Regions from separate parts of the Homo sapiens genome. Here regions 1 and 3 are each linked to region 2. A link is a loop called in an ENCODE intact Hi-C map of the cell type or tissue named here. Cell type or tissue: mammary epithelial cell. All regions are shown on one strand.

The links. Hi-C counts contacts between places; a loop is a spot of excess contacts. Peaks named below come from ENCODE experiments on the same cell type or tissue, not always from the same donor. Only the 100,000 strongest peaks of a DNase experiment are listed, where the experiment ranks them.
Region 1: a loop joins it to region 2, with 20 times the contacts of the local background. A loop is called at or near these places in 4 of 110 quality-filtered maps.
Region 3: it touches region 2 in a loop (11-fold over the local background); 37 of 110 quality-filtered maps call a loop at or near these places.

The regions. Positions count from the first base shown.
Region 1 is chr14:32,379,690-32,387,689 of GRCh38, forward strand. The region is part of intron 1 of AKAP6 (A-kinase anchoring protein 6); the gene reads left to right. Among named protein-coding and RNA genes, the nearest start is that of AKAP6, 54 kb to the left of the region's middle. In mammary epithelial cell, a CTCF peak has its summit at 3,223; a DNase peak (open chromatin) is centred at 2,382.
Region 2 is chr14:32,556,950-32,564,949 of GRCh38, forward strand. All of the region lies in intron 4 of AKAP6 (A-kinase anchoring protein 6), which reads left to right. Among named protein-coding and RNA genes, the nearest start is that of AKAP6, 230 kb to the left of the region's middle. In mammary epithelial cell, a CTCF peak has its summit at 3,521; a DNase peak (open chromatin) is centred at 3,442; H3K27ac peaks cover 398 bases.
Region 3 is chr14:32,251,547-32,259,546 of GRCh38, forward strand. No RefSeq gene overlaps it. Among named protein-coding and RNA genes, the nearest start is that of RNU6-8, 52 kb to the left of the region's middle. In mammary epithelial cell, CTCF peaks have their summits at 738 (motif pointing left) and 3,494 (motif pointing left); DNase peaks (open chromatin) are centred at 725 and 3,505.

The DNA of each region.
Region 1 (8,000 bases), 180 kb before region 2:
GACCTGGATGCCTCTCAGAACCTCAAACTCAACACTTTAGAACTGAGCTCAGCAACTCCTGTCAAGAACATTATTTTTAGTCTCTAGGTATGATATCACCTTCCATCTAGCTTCCATCTAGCCTGATAATCTGTGAATTGCCATTGACAATGTCTCCTCCCTATCACTCCACCTCTAATCGTGTATCAAACCCTGTCACATCTGCCTTAGAAATTCACAATCAGCCCATCTTTTCTACTCCTCTCTGTCTCTGTCTCATCTAGTCACTTATCACATCTTGGAGATGACCACAGCTGCCTTCTCTCTGGCTACTTCCTTATATAAATTTGTCTTTACAATGTTGCAAATTTTCTTCTTCACATTTGAAGCTCTCCATGTCATTCTCAGACTGAAGAAACCCATTTGTCTCTGCTGAGCATCTAAAGACTTTTACTATCTGATTTGAATCTCTAGCTCCTTTTCTATCCTGTGAGCCTATTGCTCCTGGCATTGAAAATGCACTTGGCAAATGTCTGTGTATCCTTCAAGACTAGAGGGATTATCCTTTCTATGAAGGCTTCCCTAGTGTCTTCAGGCAGTAACTTCCCCTTTTCTGAGTTCCCACCGGCCCCCCGTTCTTTCCTTACTTGTAGTACATGATCGAGCGACCTGTGGTAAATTGTTTTTATGTGTCTCTTGCACCAGAATGAAAGCTCCTAGAGACAACATTTTATAGTTTATTTATCTCTCACTCTCCCTGCCAGTGCCTACCTCAGATCAGGTACAAACTAGCAAATGTTTGGTGAGTGACTGAATAAATGAATGAAGATTTTGAAAGGTCTTTTCTACTTACATTTGGGCTTGAAGTTGTGTTTTATGTTATCAAAGTCGGTGGTTCAGACATTAGTAAAATATTTTAAAACAGATTCTTCCTTCAAGAGGCATATAGACAGAAAAGCTATAAAATTTCTGCCTCTCATAAGGGAAAGCAATCCCAACACACAGAAGGATAGAAAGTGCTGGTCCTTATTGATTTCCCCAAGCCTCTGTACCACCTCCAGAATTATTTGCTGCTAGAGTCCTGTCACGTGAGAAAAGCAACTCGCTACCATTAAAACCACTTGTAGTCAGTTATAGAGAGCAACCATCTGCTTTAGAACTTCGACTTCTCAAGATTTCTCAGATTTCAGTGAATATTTCACTTAAGACCCTCTTACAAAAGAGTTTTTTTTTTCCTTAGTGTTTTTAGCAGGCCTTATACATAAAACAAATCTCCAAAGTCCTATTTTTAAAAATTACAATTCAGTGGAAGAAACATGCCCTCAGAGCACCTAGTCTATGGTAGGAATAAGACAAATTTAAAGATACGTATTAATAGAAAATATCGGCTGGGCATGGTAGCTCATGCCTGTAATCCTAGCACTTTGTGAGGCTGATGGGGGCAGATCACTTGAGGCCAAGAGTTCGAGACCAGCCTGGGCAACATGGTGAAACCCTGTCTCTACTAAAAGTACAAAAAAATTTAGCTGGGCCTGGTGGCACACGCGTGTAATCCCAGCTACTCGGGAGGCTAAGGCAGGAGAAGTGCTTGAACCTGGGAGGCAGAAGTTGCAGTGAGCCAAGATTGCACCTCCACACTCCAGCCTGGGTGACAGAGTGAGACCCCATCTCAAATAAAAAAAAAAATCAGTAAGGTCTTCTTATGATATTTATGGAGATATTCATATTTACTTATGAAGAGAAACTTGGTTCTAGTTTCAGTGAAGTTTCTGGGTAGTGGTAGAGATAGAAAACTATCTTTTGAGTTAATTTAAAAACTAACTGAGAGCATATGACTTTATTCAATCAACATATAAAGTAAAAGTATACTTTGGTTCCACTGTTTGGGCCATTAAAGGAAAGGAAAAGAAAAATAAGACTAAGATCTGGAGGTAGAGCAGTGGGGGAACTAGGAGACAGTGAAGTTTACATTAGAGAGAAAGAATGGGAGGAAGAGAAGAGGAGGAAGAGATCAACATCTTCTGCTTTTTTGGCCATTCCTTTAGTTACCCCTATTCCTCCATAAACCTTCTATTTTAGTTCTCTGCTTCATTGTCCCTCCTTTTCTTCTAACTTACCTCATCTGGCCCCAAACCCTCCTCTAATGACTTGTGTACCCAAGGCTCCTCACATTCTTCCTTTGGTTTTTAACCAGTGTCTCTCCTCACCTCCATCCTCAAACCCTCACCTGCCTCAGGTCCAAAGTACTACTCACTGTATGATCTCGTCTCTTCCCTCTCTTTTCCTAGATGAATGAAAATTTCGGCCTGTTCATTTCCAGTTTGGTGGAGTCCTGACTTATCTTACCTTTGGTGTGTTACTTAACTTTCTGGGCCTCAGTAATCTTATCTGTGAAAAGGGGATTAGTAATACCTTACAAGATTGTGAGTCACCTAGCAGGTCCTTAGCAAACATTGGTTTCCCTTTCTGTCTTTTCTTTTTGCTGCTGTTTCCATTCCTTCACTTCTCTGCTGATACTAGTGCTTTTTGGTCCTCTCATCAGTTAAGCCATCTGCTGGGAATTTGTCTCTGGAATTCTGCTTGGAGCCTACCCCTCTGTCTGAGAGTAAGATTTCAGAGGGAGCCTCTGAATTGAGGACATTTCTGTACCAGCATCAGAGTGGGACATCACAGGTTCAAGTCCTGGTCCCACCATGTTCTCACTGTGTGAGCGCTGGGCGGGTTGCACACTGTCTTTGAGGCTTAGTTTCCTTGTCTATCATTTGAAGATAATAATGATTTCTACTGCATAGGGTTATAATAAGGATTAAGTGAGCTACTTCATGAAAATGTTTAGTAGAATGCCCAGCACATTGTAAGTGCTCAATAAATGTTAGCTATCATTGGCAGATACTTCAATTTAGAAAATTTGTTGAGTGCTTTGTGCCCAGTGACATGATGTCCTTATGCTTTTCATCTTTTCATCTCAGAATGAAAAATTGGCAGGATTCAAGTGCCAGTTACAGTGGCATGTCCAGAGAAAATTCTTGAGAGATGCTTGCTGGGTTTTACTGCCTGTGGTAGATGGGGAGTGTGGAAGTGTATACCAGCTTTGTTTTTCATGGGAAAGAAACTGTACCAATAGGAGTAAACTGTGGTACAGGGGAAGGATGCAGTGATTTGGATGTGGTTGCCTGGAATAGGAGAGATGTGGTAGCAGCTGGGCTGAGGAGAGTGGGCCCGCAAAGAGTGCTGCTGCCACCACCTGCACACCATTGGTATCTCCACCAGCCTTACCCTCTGGACACTAGCTTCAAAATTCCTATATCACCAGAGCCCTACAACCCCTGGTTTAAAAAAATTACTGCTTCAGAAAGATTATGCTTCATTCTAGAATTAGAGATAGAATTTTGAGGTTCTAATCAGGAGGGCAGATTTTATGTGTGTGTGTGTGTGTGTGTGTGTGTGTGTGTGTGTGTGTGTGTTTCTGTCCCAGTGAAAAGTAATGAGAGAAGCTGAAGATGAAACTACTTCAAAATATAAGCAAAATATTTAGTTGTGTAAAAGAAGAATTGTGTTAAAATAACTTTAAAAGAATATCTTTTATTTAACTGTTTGTCAAAAATAGTATATCATATACTTGCCACAGTAATAGATCAAGGCTTTTTAATAGAAAACAAGACAGGACTGTACCTGTCATGACTGTACCATGTCATTTCCTAATCTAGTCTGAAAAAGTGGGTGAATTATCTTTCAAAGAACTGTATTATTTTCTAGAATGACTGCAGTCTCTGAAACCTGTAACGTGTCACATACTCTGAGGCTGAGACAAAATATCTGAATTTGGCCCATCCCAGAAAATTCAGTATGCTTGCCTTAGTGACATTACAGTGGAGTTACATCATGTGATGTAACATATATAAATTCAACTGGGAGCATTTGGAAAGAAATTTAAATATCATGAGTAATTCTGCATATCAATTTACTCAATAAGCCCAGGCCTGCTCTGGGAGCTCCCTGGGGATGGGGAGCATACATTTGCTTTTCCTTGGTTGATCTCAGTTTTCTTGGGCCTCTCCTTGTGGGAGCATCTCCCTGAACTCAAGGTAATTCTGGTGTTTAAACATGGCTCCTGAGTGCAAGCCAACTTTTGCTTAACTCAAGAAACGGTCATCATCTGTTCCAATCCTAGAGGAAAACAGCATTACTGAGAGGCCAAGTATCAATCTCTCATGCGGCACTTTGCTAATGGATTTCAAAGTGAGCATCTTTGACCATATCTGCTGCCTTGAGAACTTAAAGTTCTGATGAACACTCCAGTGTTCTCTGCTTTTGCCATTGTGCATGTAAGTGACCAAGGGTAGGCTGTTAATGGACTGGTTCATGACGCACAAACAGCCACCAGTAATGTGATGTACAGTGCTGGAATTAGGAGCACCTGATTAAGAGTTAGCACTCTGCTAACTAAAGGCTTACGTTTGGTAAATGCTATGATGGCGCAAAATCCCTTAACTGTTGAAATGAGGCTATAGGCCCAAGAGGAATGAATCTTTGGTCAGTGTGTTCCCTTCTTGCTAGAATAATGGGAGGAGGGCTTTCTTTCTTTACTCGGTAAATTTTCGTGATACCGGAGCAATAGGTAAAGTCTCTAGGGTAAAGATTCTGTGTCTTACATTGCCCTAATCTGCAGAGTATTCAGGATGATCTTAAGACCACTAGAAAAATTCTCATGAGGGAGTGGGGGCTAAAATGTGGGAAATTCTAAAGTTGTCACATGTTTTGTTGTTGCTTAGTCATGTGAGGAGGAGAGAAGCAAAGGATAGCTGATAATGGCTACCTACAAGAAGTCATAGAATCATAGAATTTTGGTAACAGAGGGGACCTCAATGCCATTTCTTGAGTTTTAGAGGAGAAATGATTTGTTTAATACGTGGCAGAGCTAAGACCAGAACCTCAGTTTCCTAGCCTCAGGCTGGTGTTTACTTGTGTTATTTCAGTGTCTCTGATGCATTGGTTTAATAGGAACTGGTTTATCCTGCTTTGTGGGGGTTCAGCTCCACCCTTCAATGAGCTCCCTGAAAAGAACAAAGTCCACATTATTGTTACTTGTTTTGGTTTTAGGGGGCATGATTGTCACTGGCAAGGTGTGAAGTGTACGTAAATTCTGAAAACATTTTGTGCTCATATATGCAGGGGTGGGGAGAGATTAAAATGGGGTCTGTTAGGGTGGGTGGAGGGATATGGATGATGCCTATAATGAAAGCTCCAGTTGCAAAAATTGATTCAACTTATGGTAATGGGTGCTGATGGAATTAATGGGGTTTTATGAATATTCCATGCTTTGATCTGCTTGGCATTAGGGAGATCTGCAAGGAGCAAATTTGAAATGATAAAAAGCTCTAGACTACTTTTTTGGTGCTTCACCTGTCATGATGCTGTCGCTGGTCTTGCTTGGCCTTCACCTTCAATAAGAAACTCCATCTTGCCTCATGACACTCTGAAAAAAAAAAGGGTAGATGTAAGAGACATTTTTTTTAGAGAGAAAAGCCGCATCCATTATGCAGATTGGAAGCATTTACTTAAATGTTTACTCTGATTCAAGCTTTGAAGCCCCAGAATTCAGGTCCCATAGCCATAAAAGGAGAGGAATTCTTCCCCTTTATCTTTTGATGGCATTGGTTTGAACAGAAGTTCTGTTTTTACTAAGATTGTTATTTTTTATTTGCAACTAAATGTCTCTGTTTTTTATTTTTATTTCTTTTTTTTTTTTTAATTTCCACAGGTTATTGGGGAACAGGTAGTGTTTGGATACATGAGTAAGTTCTTTAGTGGTAATTTGTGAGATTTTGTTGCACCCATCACCCTAGCAGTATACACTGCACCCTATTTGTAGTCTTTTATCCCTCACCCCCTTCCCACCCTTTCCCCCGAGTCCCCAAAGTCCATTGTGTCATTCTTATGCCTTTGCATCGTCATAGCTTTGCACTCACTTATGAGTGAGAACATACAATGTTTTGTTTTCCATTCCTGAGTTACTTCACTTAGAATTATAGCCTCCAATCTCATCCAGGTTGCTACGAATGCCATTAATTCATTCCTTTTTATGGCTGAGTAGTATTCATCATATATATATGAGATATATGTATATCATATATGATATATCGTATTCCTATATATGGTGATATATATAGTATTCATCATATATATGATATATATCTTACACATATATCATATATATCACAGTTCATATATATTGTACATGTAGTCATATATTATAGTTCATATATTATATATTATACATATATTCATATATACAGTTCATATATTATATATAATACATATATTCATCATATGTATCTATATCTATATCTATCTATCTATCTACATCTCACAGTTTCTTTATTTGGGTTGGTTTCACGTTTCTGCAAAGTATCATTTTCATATAAAGACTTCTTTTCCTCTGGGTAGATACCCAGTAGTGGGATTGCTGGATCAAATGGTAGTTCTACTTTTAGTTCTTTAAGGAGTCTCCACACTGTTTTTCAGAGTGGTTGTGCTAGTTTACATTCCCACCAGCAGTGTAGAAGTGTTCCCTGTTCACCACATCCATGCCAACATCTATTATTTTTTTATTTTTAAATTATGGCCATTCTAGCAGGAGTAAAGTGGTAACGCATTGTGGTTTTGATTTGCATTTCCCTGATCATTAGTGATGTTGAGCACTTTTTCATGTTTGTTGGCTATTTGTATGTCTGCTTTTGATAATTGTCTCTTCGTATCCTTAGCCCACTTTTTAATAGGATTGTTTCTTTTTTTCTTACTGATTTGTTAGAGTTCATTGTAGATTCTGGATATTAGTCCACAGTCAGATGTACAGATTGTGAAGATTTTTTTCCCATTCTTGGGTTGTTCGTTTACTCTGCTGACTGTTTCTTTTGCCATGCAAAAGCTCTTTAGTTTAATTAAGTCCCAGCTATTTATCTTTGTTTTTATTGCATTTGCTTTTGGGTTCTTGGTCATGAAATCCTTGCCTAAGCCAATGTCTAGAAGGGTTTTTCTAATGTTATCTTCTAGAATTTTTATAGTTTCAGGTCTTAGATTGAAGTCCTTAATCCATCTTTAGTTGGTTTTTGTGTAAGGGAAGAGATGAGGATCCAGTTTCATTCTCCTACTCGTGGCTAGCCAATTACCCCAGCACCATTTGTTGAAAACGGTGTCCTTTCCCCACTTTATGTTTTTGTTTGATTTGTGGAAGATCAGTTGGCTGTAAGTATTTGGGTTTATTTATGGATTCTCTATTCTGTTCCATTAGTGTATGTGCTGATTTTTATACCAGTACCATGTTGTTTTGGTGACTATGGCCTTACAGTGTAGTTTGAAATCAGGTAATGTGATGCCTCCAGCTATTGTAAAAGGAGTTGAGTTCTTGAGTTTATTCTCAGCTTGGTCGCTGTTGGTGTATAGAAGAGCTACTGATTTGTGTACGTTAATTTTGTTTCTGAAAACTGTGCTGAATTATTTTATCAGTTCTAGGAACTTTCTGGAGGAATCTTTAGGATTTTCTAGATAAATGATCATATCATCAGCAAACAGTGACAGTCTGACTTCCTCTTTACCAACTTGGATGCTATTTATTTCTTTCTTTTGTCTGATTGCTCTGGCTAGGACTTCCAGTACTATGTTGAAGAGAAGTGATGAGAGTAGGCATTCTTGTCTTGTTCCAGTTCTCAGAGGGAATGCTTTCAACTTTTCCCCATTCAGTATTATGTTTGCTGTGGGTTTGTCATCGATGGCTTTTATTATATTTATTATATTTATCATTTTTTATTTTATTATTATATTTTATATATTATGATATTTATAATATATGTATTGTTTATTATTTATTATATTTTTAATCATAAAGGGATGCTGGATTTTGTTTAATGCTTTTTCTGCATCTATTGAGACGATCATGTGATTTTTGTTTTTAATTCTGTTTATGTGGTGTATCACATTTATTGACTTGCATATGTTAAACCATCCCTGCATCCCTGGCATGA
Region 2 (8,000 bases):
CACCCATATTTTAAGGGTCTCACTCTTGGCTTTCTTTTAGGATAAGACACAGCTACAAGGCTAAGACCAAGTCATCTTCTGGAATTTGTCTTGGAAAAAAAAAATACTTTTGAGAGCCCTTTTTTTGTTCTTGTTGGTTTGTTTTTGTTTTTTGAGACAGGGTCTCACTCTGTCATCCAGGCTGGAATGTGGTGGCGTGATGATAGCTCACGTCAAGTCTCCACCTCCTGGAGCTTAGTTGATCTTCCCACCTCAGCCTACCCAGTAGCTGGGACTACAGGTACACACCATCATGCCTGGATAATTTTCATATTAATTTTAGTATTTTTTGTAGAGACAACATTTCACCATGTGCCCAGGCTGGTGTCGAACTCCTTGGCTCAAGCCATCCTCCATCTTGGCCTCCTAAAGTGCTGGGATTATGGACAGGAGCCGCCGCATGGCCCATTATAGCCTACTCTTTTAAAAAAAGTCCTGTCTAGCCATTATTTACTGGATTTGAGATTCAAATAAGTCCCATTTGAAACACAGCTGTATCCTTTTTTATTCACCCACAGAGTAACTTGCAATCACGATTCTGCTATAAATTCAATTCTTACTTGCCTTTGATGTTTCTTTTATACCCACCATGCACCAGTGTTCCTAGTGTTGATGGAGTGGTAGTGTGCTCTACACTACTTGGATGTTGATAATGATCTCTTATGAGTATCCTTATCAGGAAGCGTCTTGAGGCTATGGAATTCCACTTTTCTTCACTGGCATTCCATTTTGCATGTGCCTTTCCCTTATGCTAACTTTTTCATTCACAGTTGCTAGTCCTCCTCTTGTCTCTGTATTCTCTCTTCCTTTTATCTTCTTTCCCATTGCTTTTCTTTACTTTTCTTCTGGATCTAGTTTTCACTCTCTGTCACCCATTTTTTTTTAACTTTCCTTCCTTGAGAGTATCTTCTACTTTCTTCCTCTAGTGTTGTCCTAGAGACTTTCAGATTCCAAATATGATGACACTATGAGTTGTCTCTTCATTACCATTCAAACTGGAGCCCTTGATCTTTTCAGTGCATTTCTGAATCTTTGAAATATGTATCCAAAAAGTCAAGGAATTGTTTAGATACAAGAATAAAGAAAACTAGGATTTAGTTAAATACCAAGGAAAAAGCCAGATTCTTAAAGAATTGGGTAGGTTCAGTTTTGTAATTAAAATGAGAAGATTCAAGAATCCTAAAGGATCACAGATTGAACATGAGTTGACAGTGCACATAATTATTAAACAAAAAGTATAGAAGTTTAATACTGTAGAAACTCTGAATACTTTTTAATTTTTATGATGCACAATCTAAAATTTTGTTTTAGGTCCTGGATGTAGTACTTGAGGTAGATATGGCAACATAATTCAAGGCTCTGTGTCTGTTACATAAGACAATATTTGGTAAGTGCCAAGGGAAAATTCATGCAGTGGGAGAACAGAAAAAAGAAGATAATACAAATGTAGCTTGATGAAGCATCACAGGAGAGGGAATACTTGATCTGGGCCTTGAATGATGAGTAGAATTTATATAGCAGAGATGAGGAGGCATAATGTTAGTGACAGGAACTTGTGCATATGCCAGGGTGGAGGGCAAGAATATTCAAGGTATGTTTGGGTGATAGTTAAGAGAAATCGTTGGTGTTTTGGAGTATAGGCTAAGCCACTATAAACAAAGAGACCCCAAAATACAATAAGATAGAAGTCTCTTTCTCTTTTACCTAGAGGCAGACAGTCGAGGGAAGATAGAGGTCGTCCTGAGGTCCAGGTTGCTTCTCCCTCTTGCTCTTCTATGGCTCACCACCAATACCATGTCTGCATTCCAGCTCACAAGAAGGGGAAAATGGAGGGCAGCCACCTTTCTTCTTATGGATACGACTTAGAAGTTACACATGCCACTTTTGCTCGCATCCCACTGGCCCACTTTGTCACATAGCATTACCTGACCTCAAAGGCGTTTTGGAAATTAGCCTCTAAGCTATGAATATTGGGAGGAAGGTGTCTCGTAAACTAACTACTAGTTAGAAATAACTTTGTTAGAGGAAGGTGAATGTGAAGTTAGAAAGAATAGGGCCAAGATATGAGGGACTTTGAATTCCAAGTGTTTGCATAGCATAGACACAAAATCAATACTATTGAATGCATGAATAAATGAGTAGTTAAGGGAATGAGTAAGTGAACGTATCATTGAGTTTGAACTTTATTCTCTAGATCAGGGCTACAAACTAAAATTAAGAGGCCAGGAAGATAGTATAAATGAATCATAAAGCCAGCTGTAAATGGGGAGTGATGGGACTGAATCACCTGGAAGATATGTGACATGTCTTAAGGGCAGCCACTACTCAGCTCCAGCTGATAGTTGCATGGGAATGTGGGCCATTTGTGCCAAGATTTTGGAATTTTTAAAAAGAAGGAAGAAATCTGGGTTTTATGTGACATCTCCCAATTTTTAGATGTTGGATCTGAACAATTTTTAAATAGGTCAAATAAAAACACATCTTTGGGATAGTTTGGACTTTAAGTCACTAATTCGCAATCTTTGCGAAGATGGGAAACTACTTAAAATGTTTGGCCCAGAGAGTTGGTAGTTTAAGAAGGTTAATCTGACTGTGGTATGCTGGGCACACCTCTAGCAGTAATTTTCAACTGTGACTGCAAATTACAATCACTGGGAAGCTTTAAAAAAATAAAAAAACCTCTTTATCCACCCCAGACCAATTAAATCAGAATCCCTGGGGTTGGGTATTTTTTAAGTTCTTCAAGCAATTGTAATGTACAGTTGCGGTTGGGAGGTAGTCCTCTAAGCCTAATCTTTTTTTTTTTTTTTTTTTTTAAGGCAGAGTCTTGCTCTGTTGCCAGGCTGGAGGGCAGTGGTGCAATCTCCTCTAAGCCTAATCTTAAGGGTTATTGAAATAGCCTAGACATGTGGTAAAAGGGTCTGAACTGTGGGTCTGGAAGCTGACTGAAGAAAGAAATAGATAGGTGGGAGATATTATAAAGGGCAAATTGATAAAATTTTGTGGCTGTTTTAAATAGGAGAGTAGAAGAGGAAAGGAGTCAAAAAGAGTTGAAATTTCAAGCTGAAATTTGGGGGCTGGGAGATATAAGGAATTTAACAAATGTCTCCAAGGCATACATAAACTTAAGATACACAGTAGATGAATGGGGCCCAAATCCAGTTTGGGAATTCTAAGTCAACATAACATTTTAAAAGGTAAGGCTGCACAATTCTTTTTAAGGATAATAAAAATCTTTTGTGTATATTTTATTTGTTGCAATGCCAGGACAAAAACTGTATATTAACATTGCTAATGGATTTGTTGAGACATGTCAGGATCATTGCGCAAGGTTGGTCCAGAAGAACCGTAGGGATCCAAAGCAAATTCCTTGCTGTTTAACATTAGGAATGTTTCAGTCCTGCCTCAGTTTGGTTTCTGTAGAGCTTTCAATGGGTCTTGAGTTGTTATCAGTGATGATTTAGCACCACCGTGAGGCTGTATCCAGTCACTGCATATGGCTGTTGGCCTCTGCAATATATACGGAAGATGATCTGCCCTTTTGTTTGCAGCTTTAAACATCAAGGTGAAAATAGTTCTTTGTAATTTTCTTCGTATGGAAAGGTTATGATGCAATAATATCTTGTATTAAGATGATAACAGTGCCTAACTGCATTTGATGGCAAATATTACTATCGTGATGAAACTCAAAAGATGGATAAACTCAACATTGCGTTTTTATTATTTATTTATTTTTTTAGCGTTGCATTTTTAAATTCAACTAAAATGATTCTTGGAACTTTAGTGAATTATTCTTTATCTTTAATCCCGAAGTCATAATTTTGTGTTGCTGGTAGGATGTTTCAGAAAAATAACAATTTAAATACAAAACAAAACTTTGTTATTTCTTGTCCCCTTGCAAACTGTCGGGCAGAATGCTAAGGGGTTTATTCACTTAGTACATCACTTCATTTAATTCTCAAGAAAAAAATTCTTCCTTGATGCAGACACTGTTACATTATATTTTCATTTTATAAATTAGAAGAGACAGAAGTTAGTAATTTACTCAAGGATATAGAACTTAAACATTGGGCTCAGTTCACAATCCCTCATTTTAATTATGAAAACTTGAATAAGTCACTTAAAGCTTACTGTATAAGTCTTCTAGTCTTCAAAATGAGATGTTAATTATGTTTGTCATGCCTTTGCTCAGATTATTGTATGAAACTACAAAGAGCAAAGGGGTCATTGTAAATCTAAAGGCTACATAAATATTAGTTTTATTATTATTGTGACTTTTCCTATGAATCTAGGGAATTAGCACCATATATATTAGAAATAACTAGGGTAAGAACCTTAATTCTGCCCCTAAGTAGCATCGTGACCTTGGAAATGTAACCTCGCAAGCCTCAGTTTTAAAAAATAAATATTAATAAAGGAATAGAATTGAATGACCTATAAATACTTTTCTGTTCTGAAATTTTATGAGAGACTAACTGTGAGGAATAACTAAGAGAAGCACTCATTTCTTTGTACAATATTCCTTGGCGTATATCACTTCAACATGGCTGACTTTGTGTTCCTTGGAACTTTGGGTGAACTCAAGTTTCCCTTAGAAGATCCTAATGGTAAGTGAATGTGAGGCTGTGACATTAACGAGCCTGGAGGAATGAGCCATTCATGCTGCATTCCTAGCACTGTAATATGACAAGAGCCAGACATCCTTGAGGAATTTGGGGCCTGGCTAGAGTTTATAAGATGCCAAGAGACCAGGGCCAGTGGTGACAGTAAACAAGTGAGTTACCCAGTAAGAATTAGATATGGATTAGCCTGAATTTATGGCAAATAAGGTCAGCTAAGTGAAGCAGTTAAAAACATTTGCCTTGGCAGACTTGTCATTGTGATGCCTTAAAATTACCCATCAGCACTGAGGCTTGTGCTCTGTTCAGACAATATGGGGGGAAATCATTTCAAGAGTGTGGGTTCTGTTTCAAGGTCACTCATGATGTCAGGCCCTGTCTGAGGTTATAGAATTTTCTATCTAAGAATGATAGGCTTGAATTTTGCATGGTGATTAAGCAACTTTATCCAGGAAAGGTGCTGCCTGTAATATCTGCTTCATACGCTTTCCATTCTCAGGTTGATGAGGCTCAGTGCATTGCTTTTTAGGAAGCCCAGTGGCTTTACTATTTACCTTCATGTTTTGTCTAGGAATAAAGGAAGTTGTATTTTCTTTTTTTAATGCTTTAAGAAAAACTGGAAAGGTGTCATTTATAGATGATACTCATATTTTTGGATTTGTCTAGAGACTAGTACTACTTGCTTGAGAAAGGCGTATGTGTGTGTGGGTGGGGAGGGAGTCATAATTGGAGATCTAATACTCTTTTTTCTTCCTACCTGAGCCCCAAAATAAAACTGACAAGTTGAGCTAACAGAAATACTTTTGCTTTTGATTTATTTTCTATAGCATAGAGAAGACTATCGGTAGTCTTTTAAAGTAAAGTTTCAGGCCAGGCCCAGTGGCTCACACCTGTAATCTCAGCACTTTGGGAAGCTGAGGCATGTGGATCACTTGAGGTCAGGAGTTCAAGACCAGCCTGGCCAACATGGTGAAACCCTGTCTCTACTAAACATATAAAAATTAGCTGCGTGTGGTGACAGGTGCCTGTAGTCCAAGCTACTCAGGAGGCAGAGGCAGGAGAATTGCTTGAACCTGGGAGGCGGAGTTTGCAGTGAGCCGAGATTGCACCACTGCACTCCAGCCCAGGTGACAGAGCGAGACTCCATATAAATAAATAAATAGATAGGTAGATAGATAAATAAATAAAGTTTCAGGCTGGATTCTGTAGTGTAGTAATCACATTCACCTCACAAAGTTTCATTAAAGCTATTTTCCTTATCCTATCCTTATTACATCTAAAGTTTTATATTGTTTGGTGCATGCCATTGTATTTATTCCTGTTAAGAAGACTGTTGACCAGAGTCTTCTTAATAGGATGTAGGGTCCATGAAGAATTATATCTGTGCCCATTTCACTTTCTAGACACACTTTTATACAAGGGAAACATGGCTGGGAAGAACTTCCAAAACCACCTTGCTCATGGTACCAAAAGGATGAATATTCAGAAAATTAGTAGATGGAACTCCACAGTAAAGGAAAAGATACATTCATAGTAAGAGATTTCTGGGGGAATGCATATTAATGGGTGAGGGCATTCTTTGGTGCTGGATGGTTGTGAAGCATGGTGACTATGAATGTGGGCTCTGGAGCCATATTGTGTAAACCATGTCTCAGCTTATCACCTGTGTTACAATACCTGTGCTATTGTAAGCAGGTGACTTGACCTCTCCGTGCTCCAGTTTCCTCCTGCAAAGGAGAATTAAAAATCATATCTGCCACAGAGAGTCATGATTAAATGTCTTAAAATGTGTAAAGAGCTCAGAATAGTACCTGGCATGTAGTAAACACTCAATAAATGTTAGCTCTTGTGGTTGTTATTGTTGTTCTCATTATTAGTACTGTGGGGGGGGAAGGGTCAGGTCTTAGCAGCTCCTTGTATAGAGATGACTGGTCTTTTGACATCAAATGCCACCACCTTGTTTTTTCCTTCCACCTTCAGCCACCTTGGTTATCATGGAGCTTCAGCCTCCCATACAACTCTCACCCACAGTGGTTAAGGGTGCTCTTCGCCCTTCGTGGGACCTGTGATGGCCACCCCAGGTTCCTGCACCCTCTTCTCTGTAAGACTCTGCCTTGTCTTCCTGCCTTGTCAGATGATTCTTGAATTGTATTAGAGATAATTCTCCTCTAAGTGGCCCAATAATTTTAGTTAATGTACTTCTTTGACATCTTAGGAAGTTTATATAGGGAAATTTATGCTATGCATGTGTGTTCAGACAAATACAAACAACATTCTAATTTATAATTTTGTCACACAACAACCTTATGAATAATATATACTTATTTATTTATAATTGGTATTTATACATACAGTCGTTCCTCAGTATCCGTGGGGGATTCGTTCCAAGACCCCCTGTGGATATCAAAATCAATGATGCTCAAGTCCCTTATGTAAATTGTATAGTATTTGCATATAACCTACACACCTTGTGTATGCTTTAAATTATCACTAGGTTACTTGTAATATCTAATATAATGTAAATGCTATGTAGATAGTTGTTATACTGTATTGTTTAGAGAATAATGACAAGAAGAAAAAGTCTATACATGTTTAGTACAGATGTCACCATCCATTTTAAAGAAAATATTTTCAATCCAAGCTTTGTTGAATTTACGGATGTAGAACCCACAGATATGGAGGGCCGACTGTATTTATAATACATATTTATAATTATATGCTTATAAATAATAATTCTTACAGAACTCTTTACCTAGAGGTAGATTCATTACAGTATATTAAGGGATGAAAAAGGAAGGGCCTGTAATAGGTTTTGAACTGTCCCTCAAACCCCTGATTGCTAAATATACGAAGATTGAGAAAGTGTATTGGAAAGGCAGCAATAGATTGGGATGATTTGTTGGGAGAGGAGCATTTGAGCTTGATCTTGAAGGATAGATATAGTGAATGGAGTAGAAGGCATTGGGAGGGTATGTGGAAGACTCCAAAGATCAGTTCCCTAATTGGAAGAGGGGCAAGTTGTCTGAATGTCTCAGGCTTTGAAGGAAGCTCTATATGCAAGAACCTCAGATGTTAACAGTCAGAAGGCATGAAAAATCATTCAGCTCAATGCCCTCATTTTACAAGTAGAATCTGTCTCTCCCAAGCCACAGTACTTCCTGTTAGAACATCCTGTCTCCTGGTTATTACCAGATCTTGCAAGCTTGTCACAAAGTGGCAGCAAATACTTTCTTTCCCAAGATCAACACTAAATGTTTCCAGTGCTCTGCAGCTGTTGGCTCTTTATCTTTCTATCCTTGAGAGACTTTGAGGAAATCCCTTTTCTCTGAATTCTGTTTATGT
Region 3 (8,000 bases), 310 kb before region 2:
TTAAAAAAATCCACAAACCCAACAAAATATTTCTTTTTTCATGATGACTTATTCAGAAATTTGAAAGGCCAAAAGCCTTTTTGATGTATGTGAGAGCTTTCTCTGTCATATGGGGTCTACCAGTCATTTCAGCAAAGAGTTAAGTGAGGCCAAGGAGGCTTCCCTGGCAGCTTGGAAGCTTTGTGCAGCAGCCAAGCCGCGGGCTGAGAGAGGTGGATACTCATTTGTTTGTATATAAAACTTTCATTCCCAAAGTCTTAGATATCACATACAAGGAAAGATGATTGTGAAAATCAGTGATAAACTCAAGTATTTCTCGCCTGTTATGATTGCATTTGTTGTATCCGATTCTGCCTGACAGTATTTGCCACTTGATTGTCTAAACAGAGTTTTAACTGGTAGCAGGGTGAGCATTAATTATTCACATCTAGCAGCTGGCATAAATATGATTGTGTAGGCCCATGTATGTTAATGAGTCTTACAATAAAGCCTTTCGCTTGGAGATCTTCAGCCCTCCCTTCTTTTTGTACCATTTGTGAACTTCATTCTGGAATTGTGTGGCTTGGTAAGGTATAATGTTCTTTGCTTCTGAGGAACTGTGCTGAGGGCTTGTGCAGAGAGTGGCCCATCTAGAAATGTCTCTCAGGACCCTGAAGGCTCCCTTGTTTCCTTTTCCTGTTTCCAGTCGGGCTACAGCAACTGGGTCTGGATATAGCAACAGCACCCCCTAGTGTATTATAGGGTGAGCATGGGTTCCTGGTTAACTCAGTAAGGTGAGGTGTTCTGGCTTCATAGAGTGGAGTGTGAGAAACTGGCAACTTGGCATTTATTAAACAATATAGTTGAGGCTAAATATGCAACAGCAGCATGTCTTCCAGGTTTTGACAGCTGAGAAAGGAAGATAAAGACAGCAGGAAGATAGGGTTTTAGATTACTTTACAAGGATATGAAGGCTAAGGAGAGCCACAGGAGGGAATCAAGAGGTCACTGGGGAAGGGAGCTGTTCCAATGAATAGTTTGCTATTCTTCCAAAGAATCCAAATCTTGGCCATATGTGCAGAAAGGCCTGGCCACAAAGGCCTTCCATTGTTGGCTGAGACTGGAGACCTGCGATGGGGGTTCAAAGCCTTTTGTTAGATGTGAAACTGAAATTCCAAACACTCCAAGCAGTGACTTAAAGGCTACGAAAGTATAAATGACAGGTAGATATTTACCTCAGAACATAGTTTTGATTAAGGAAACTAGACCTTAAGAGAACAAAATGGGGGTGGGGATGGACTATAGAGAGAAGAAAAGAGGGATGCTTTCTTCATTTTGTTCATTTAACGAATATTTGCTGTTGAGCTGCTATTCAGTGCCAGCTTCTATTCTACATACTGGAAATACAGATGTGAATAAAACAGAGTTTCTCTCCTCATGCAGCTTACATTCTTTACAGTTGCCAATAAGCGGGTCACTACAGATCAGTTCTTATGTTTGTATTTTTGAAGTGTGATTTATTTACAGGCAGAATGTGATTTGAGGACATGGAAAGTACCCATCGTTCAAAATTGTTCCCCACCAACCAACCAGTTTTTTTCTGAAATTTCTCAACCAAAACCCCTTGTTAGTTGTTTTCTGAGAGGAGTAGTAATGAATCCAGTTGCTTTGACCTACACTTACTTCTAGTGAAAATGAATGACCTGATGAGACCTAGAGGGATGGGACACTGGGGGGTGGAATTACAATATTGGGACTAGCAAGCTGTAGCCTTGGTGAGTTTGTTTCAGGACCAAGTTTTCCTTATCTATAGAAGTAGCTGTATTCCTGTCAGGTCCCTTCTAGCTCTTATTCTATTTTGTGTGGCAGATAGCATCCAAGAAGATGTAGGACCGGGTGCGGTGGCTCACACCTGTAATCCCAGCACTTTGGGAGGCCGAGGCAGGCGGATCATCTGGGGTCAGGAGTTTGAGACCAGCCTGACCAACATGGAGAAACCCCGTCTCTACTACAAACACAAAATTAGCCGGGCGTGGTGGTGCATGCTTGTAATCCCAGCTACTTGGGAGGCTGAGACAGGGGAATTGCTTGAACTCGGGAGGCGGAAGTTGCAGTGAGCCAAGATTGTGCCATCGCACTCCAGCCTGGGTAACAAGAGCGAAACTCCATCTCAAAAAAAAAAAAAAAAAAAGAAGGTGTGTAGAGCATGGGGCACCCCTGGGACCCCTGGAAAATTATTTGGGGGTAGGAGTAGGACCAGATTAGACACTGAAAAAAAACATGGAGAAGGAACATGATTTGACAGTCAAATTTAGGCTATTTAAAAAAATATTTCTAGGGCATTTATTCTTGGGTTCAATTTCTGACTATAAATTATCTGGAAGGGAGGGTGATACTATGAATATGGTTTTTGCAGATTTTTTGGGAAAGCCCAGTTGGTTTTACTTTTGTGGGTCAAATTAGTTTTGAAGATTATCTATAAAGCTTTCAGTGATAGACCTGACCCCCAAGCCACAGCTGCTTAAATAGCTGTGTGCTGTGGATTTTCTTGTTGTGCAGTGTTTCCTTTTAACTTTCCTGTTCAGGGCAGAAACAGAGTAATGCAGGCCCATATTCTTTGAATCCTAGAGAGCAAGTGACCTACTTACTATTGTACCTGAAATATTCAACTAGAGTATATTTTAGGAAATACTTTTTCAGCTTTAAACATGACTTTGCTTCTGTGAATAAACACTTCAATCGAGAGACACTGACAGGTATTCTGGGCTGTTCTCCTGACCCGTTGTGTAACTTTGGATACTGTATGACTTTTCTCCTTGGAAAGAGGCAATGTAAAATCCATGGGTTTCTTTAGAAAAGACAATTTGTAACTACACCCTTATAGGTGCATGTGATGAAGATTAGTGAAAGTTTTCATTGGGTTTAGAAATTTTAGAAATGCAGGAGGCCGGGTGCGGTGGCTCAAGCCTGTAATGCCAGCACTTTGAGAGGCTGAGACAGGAGGATTGTTTGAGACCAGGAATTTGAGACCAGCCTAGGCAACATAGTGAGACCTCATCACTACAAAAATTATACAAAATTAGTCGAGAGTGGTGGCACACACTTGTAGTCCCAGCTACACAGGAGGCTGAGGTGGGAGGATCTCTTGAGTCCGGGAGGTTGAGGCTGCAGTGAGCTGCGATCATGCCACTGCACTCCAGTGTGGGCGACAAAGTGAAATGCAGGAGTTATTTGCTGGGTTCTTTAACAGCTGGAAGATGTGGGTTCTGGTATTCATAGTTTATTGGCCAGGATTTTCTTTATTTTGTGGTCCTCCTCTTTGCAGGTTTCAGCCTCCCTGTGAAGACCAAAGTACCTGTGTAAACAGGATTCCAGGATGGAATATGAGTAGGTTTTTTGTTTGCAAAATTTCTTACTATACATGGCTAACTTTTAAAGAAGTAACACAATGGACCAACCGAAAGACAGAAACCTTGGGTAGCTTTGTAATTTTCTATGTGTGTGTTCTGCCACCTGCTGGAGAAGGATCACCACGCTTGGGAAGCTGGCTGGCAAAGCAGGGGAGGGTGTGTAATCTGGCTCCTTCAGCCCTCTTCTAGGACTGGGCAGAGTACAGGAAAACTCACAAAATGCTGTGGTGTGCTTGGTTTTCTGTTGGATCTCCCTAATTGGCAACTAGAGTTATCCCACAGGGATTTCCCCTTCAGCCTGCTGAGCTCACGGCCAGCCACCTCAGGCCCAGGCTACTCTGTGAGCCCCGCTCAGGCCCAGGCTGCTCTGTGAGCCCCGCTCAGGCCCAGGCTGCTCTGTGAGCCCTGCTCAGGCCCAGGCTGCTCTGTGAGCCCCGCTCACATCATGCGCTGGCCTCATTCCTCTGAGTATCCAGTATGTTGACTGGGATCGCCTTGAAATACTTTAAACTGGTTCAAAGTGGAAACAAAACAAAACATTAAATCCAAAGTAGGGGGCAGGGTGGCCACCTTTGTTGTGACATCTATAAGAGGGCCAACTGACCTATTCAGGAAAAGAATGGCCTTTTTTTCCTGAGATTATAGTCTCCCTCCTTTTTAGTGTTAAAATGCATTTTTACAGAATGATTCTGAGAGATGAGGGTTATCACTGTAAACGTATATTTGCTTGGCAAAAGAAAAAGCAAATGTAAATCAGTTCCCTAATTCTTTTAATATATTTTCCTATCTGTAAAATACCAAAGTCTGGCCAAATGCAGTTTGCTACTCCCTGTGGTCAGTCTTACCTTTCCCTTTATTTGACAACTTAGGCAGAAAAGTGGGGTCAACAATCCTCAGTTGTAACTTCCTTATTTTCCCTGTCAAATTCTCCATGGATTTTTCTGTGCTGTGACCCACATAGAAACACAAAAATAATAGTGTGGTGGAATGAGGATAATGTTTCTTCACTAACTGGGTCACTGTTTTATAGATAAATTTTGGTCTAGAGTAAATGGTTGGCCTGATTTTGCACCCCTTTGGATCATTTTGTTCCTCTGGAGTTCTGGATGGAATGTGACCTTCCTGGATGGATGTGTATGTGGGACTCCCATGGGCAAGACTTAGATTTTTGGCAGCCAGACCCTCAAGGCAACTGGGAGAGGATGTGGAGGCTCAGCCTCCCTGTTATTTGAAATTTCTCAGAGGCACACAATAATTTTGAAAGATTTTTAAATGGGAATAAGACATTTTAATATCTATGATTAATTTAAATAATTTTATCAACTGAAGTAATGAAACAGACTTCTGTATTAAGGGATATAATTACAGAAGAATATTATTTTTAAAAAATGTTTTACAGCCTCAATTTAAATAAATTGTAAAGTTTAAAGAAAAAATGTGGATCTACTCTGATTGAGACAGGTTTTGTGTTTGGCTTTATGGAGTCTAAATTGAAAATTGCTAGTGTAGAAAACCTGAACTGAGATTTATTTTTGAGAAGATATTTAAAGAGAACAGATAGTTGAGATCTAAGTAGGTAGAGGCTGGGAAAATGAGTTTGTACTGAAGCCAGAACACATGGTGTCTTCACTGGAAATGAATGTTCCCAAAGAATAAACTTTTGTTTGTGTGTATTTATTTATCAGTAGTAACAATTGCTTTTGAATGAGCTAGGACATTTATGATTATAGGGTGTGGGTTTCTTATGGGCACACACAGAGACTGTGAGCTCAAGGCCATGTGAAGAAGGTGGAAATATCTTCCCCGGTTAATTTTCATGGGCCAGATTGTTAGAAATATGTCCAAGAAGTGACTTCATAAAACTTTGAAACTTGGCTGAAAACCCTGGCAGATCTGCATCATCTGGTAAATATTTAAGACCTTGTATATATTATTTTCAAGGAAAGGTAATAAACTGTAGAATTTTTTTTTTCAACAAAAATGAAACACTGTGGGGTTGTTAGCTTTTGCATCAGAACTTTGGTAAGAAAATGTGTTTGTTTTGGTTTTAGGTTTTTTTTGGTTATTTATTTATTTATTTATTTTTTTGAGACAGAGTCTTGCTCTGTCAGCCAGGCTGGAGTGCAGTGGCACGATCTCGGCTCACTGCAAACTCCCTCTCCTGGGCTCAAGCAATTCTCCTGCCTCAGCCTCCCGAGTAGCTGGGTTTACAGGCGTGTGCCACCATGCCCGGCTAATTTTTATGTATTTTTTTAGTAGAGATGGAGTTTCACCATGTTGGCCAGGGTGGTCTTGGACTCCTGACCTCAGGTAATCTGCCCGCCTCGGCCTCCCAAAGTGCTGGGATTACAGGCGTGAGCCACCGCGCCTGGCCCGTTTTGGTGTTTGTTTGTTTGTTTGTTTGTTTTGTTTTTTCCCCAGAGGGGGAGAAAAGAGATCTCATTTCTGATAGATTTAGGTCAGTTTAAATTCTTTTTCACTGAGGTTGACCTGATCAAAGTTTGCCTAGTGACTCAGCAAAGTCTTGCCATGTGGAGGCTTCATTTTTCATCACCTGTTGGTTTTTCCTTTTCTTAAAAATTTATTTCTTTATAGAGACATTTTGATATCATTTTAAAATCTCAGCACGTGACAAATACAAACTGAAAGTGCGAATTCTCATGTAATAAGAAAATTAGAAAGCAGACAAATATCAAGGCCATCTTTCCTCAGGTGATAGCCTTTTGTTAATGATAGTATCTTGGTTTCCTCAGGTGATAGCCTAATTAATGACATCATCTTGTATTTCTGTCCTAATGAAATTCACTTCTGTCATCTCAGGTAAATGGTAAAGAACTCATGGGTAAAGGTAAATGGGTAGAATACTCACGTTCCTATTTTAAAACTTGAGAAATAGAATCACAGATCAAGAATGACTTTCCTGTCTCCCTTTTTCTCAATTCATTGTTCTACTGGTAATAAGGATAACACAGATGTTAACAACTTACTTAATGCCAAAACACTTTACATGTATTATTTTATTTTATTATTTCTTGTGAGATAGGTATATTCCCATTTTTTTCAGATGAGGAGAGAGTGACTTTCAGAGATTTTTTTTTTTTTTTTTTGAGACGGAGTCTTGCTGTGTCGCCAGGCTGTAGTGCAGTGGCGCGATATTGGCTCGCTGCAACCTCCACCTCCCTGGTTCAAGTGATTCTCCTACCTCAGCCTCCCAAGTAGCTGGGATTACAGGCGCGTGCCACCACGCCCAGCTAATTTTTGTATTTTCAGTAGAGACGAGGTTTCACCATGTTGGCCAGGATGGTCATCTCTTGACCTCATGATCTGCCCACCTTGGCCTCCCAAAGTGCTGGGATTACAGGTGTGGGCCACTGTGGCCAGCCAACTTACAGAGATTTTAAAAATTACTGAAATTTACAAAGCTGGAAAATGGCAGAACTGGGAACTGACCCATTTCTGACTTCATGGCCTGTGCTTTAAACTGTTACACCATATGTCTGTCCAGTTATATGCTACAGAGAAAGCAACTTCCACAGGCCAGTTGAAGCCAGCTGCCTTTTACTGGGCTCCCAGCCTGGTTACCGTCCTCCTATTTCTGACATTAAGCAAAGCAGAAGGTTGATTTAGACCTCCCAGGAAAGGGTTCTGGAAAAGCTACAGGACCCTGTTCTTGAGCTCAGGGTCATCTGTCACTGGTAAGACCCCTCTCTAAGATGTTTTAAAACAGCATGTCAAAGACACAGTAAATGAATATATCCTCTATGTAAAGGCTTAGTAAACAGCAGCTCAGTAATTGCCCTAAGTGTAAGCAGGCAAGCCAGAGGCCTCAAACTGGACACGCCTTCCCAGTGTGTAGGCAGGCATCATCTCATAAGATTTACTCCCACCCTGGCCTCTTCCCTTTTCTGTTGACTTGGCCAGAGTCTCAGCTTTTCCTTACCAAAGATCAAAACTAAGACTTCTTGGCTCTCCAAATCAGATCGTCACTAGAGTTTGGCCTGCTGTCAGTAAAGACAAGCTGAGTTGGCCTGAACTTTCCTCCCTTGGCATCCCAGGAAATTGAACCTCTGCTGAAGGACCTGAAAACAACACCTGTCTGTCTCATACCGTAGACATAGCTTTGACTCAAAAACTGAACGTTCCTGATGCCAGGTAAATGGTATCTCAGGGGATGCCATCCAGACTCCCCAGCTTTTAACCCATTTATCTTTAGAAACTTAGCTTTTCTCTTTCAGACCCTTGGCCTGTAAACATGAAATTCTATTTGGGTACAAAGCTAATTCCAGAAAAGGGGGTCCTTTCTGGACTACTTCTGTTTTTGCATCGTAGTAGCCATCTATTGTTACTTTGTTGATTATTAATTTTCTAAAAGGAATAGTTTTGTAGGACACATACTCTAGACCCTATTTGTGCAAAATTTACTATAATGGAAGTTGCCTTAAATGCCTGACTCTGCACTGTTTGTTTTAGAAGGAGAAAAGACATTTAAACTCTGCATTTATCTTTCTGCTTGGTTCTGTGAGCTAGTGAGATTTAACTCTTCAATTTCCTCATGACTCAAAAATTCAAATATCTTAGCCACCCACCACAACAAAATATCACAAGTGTTCT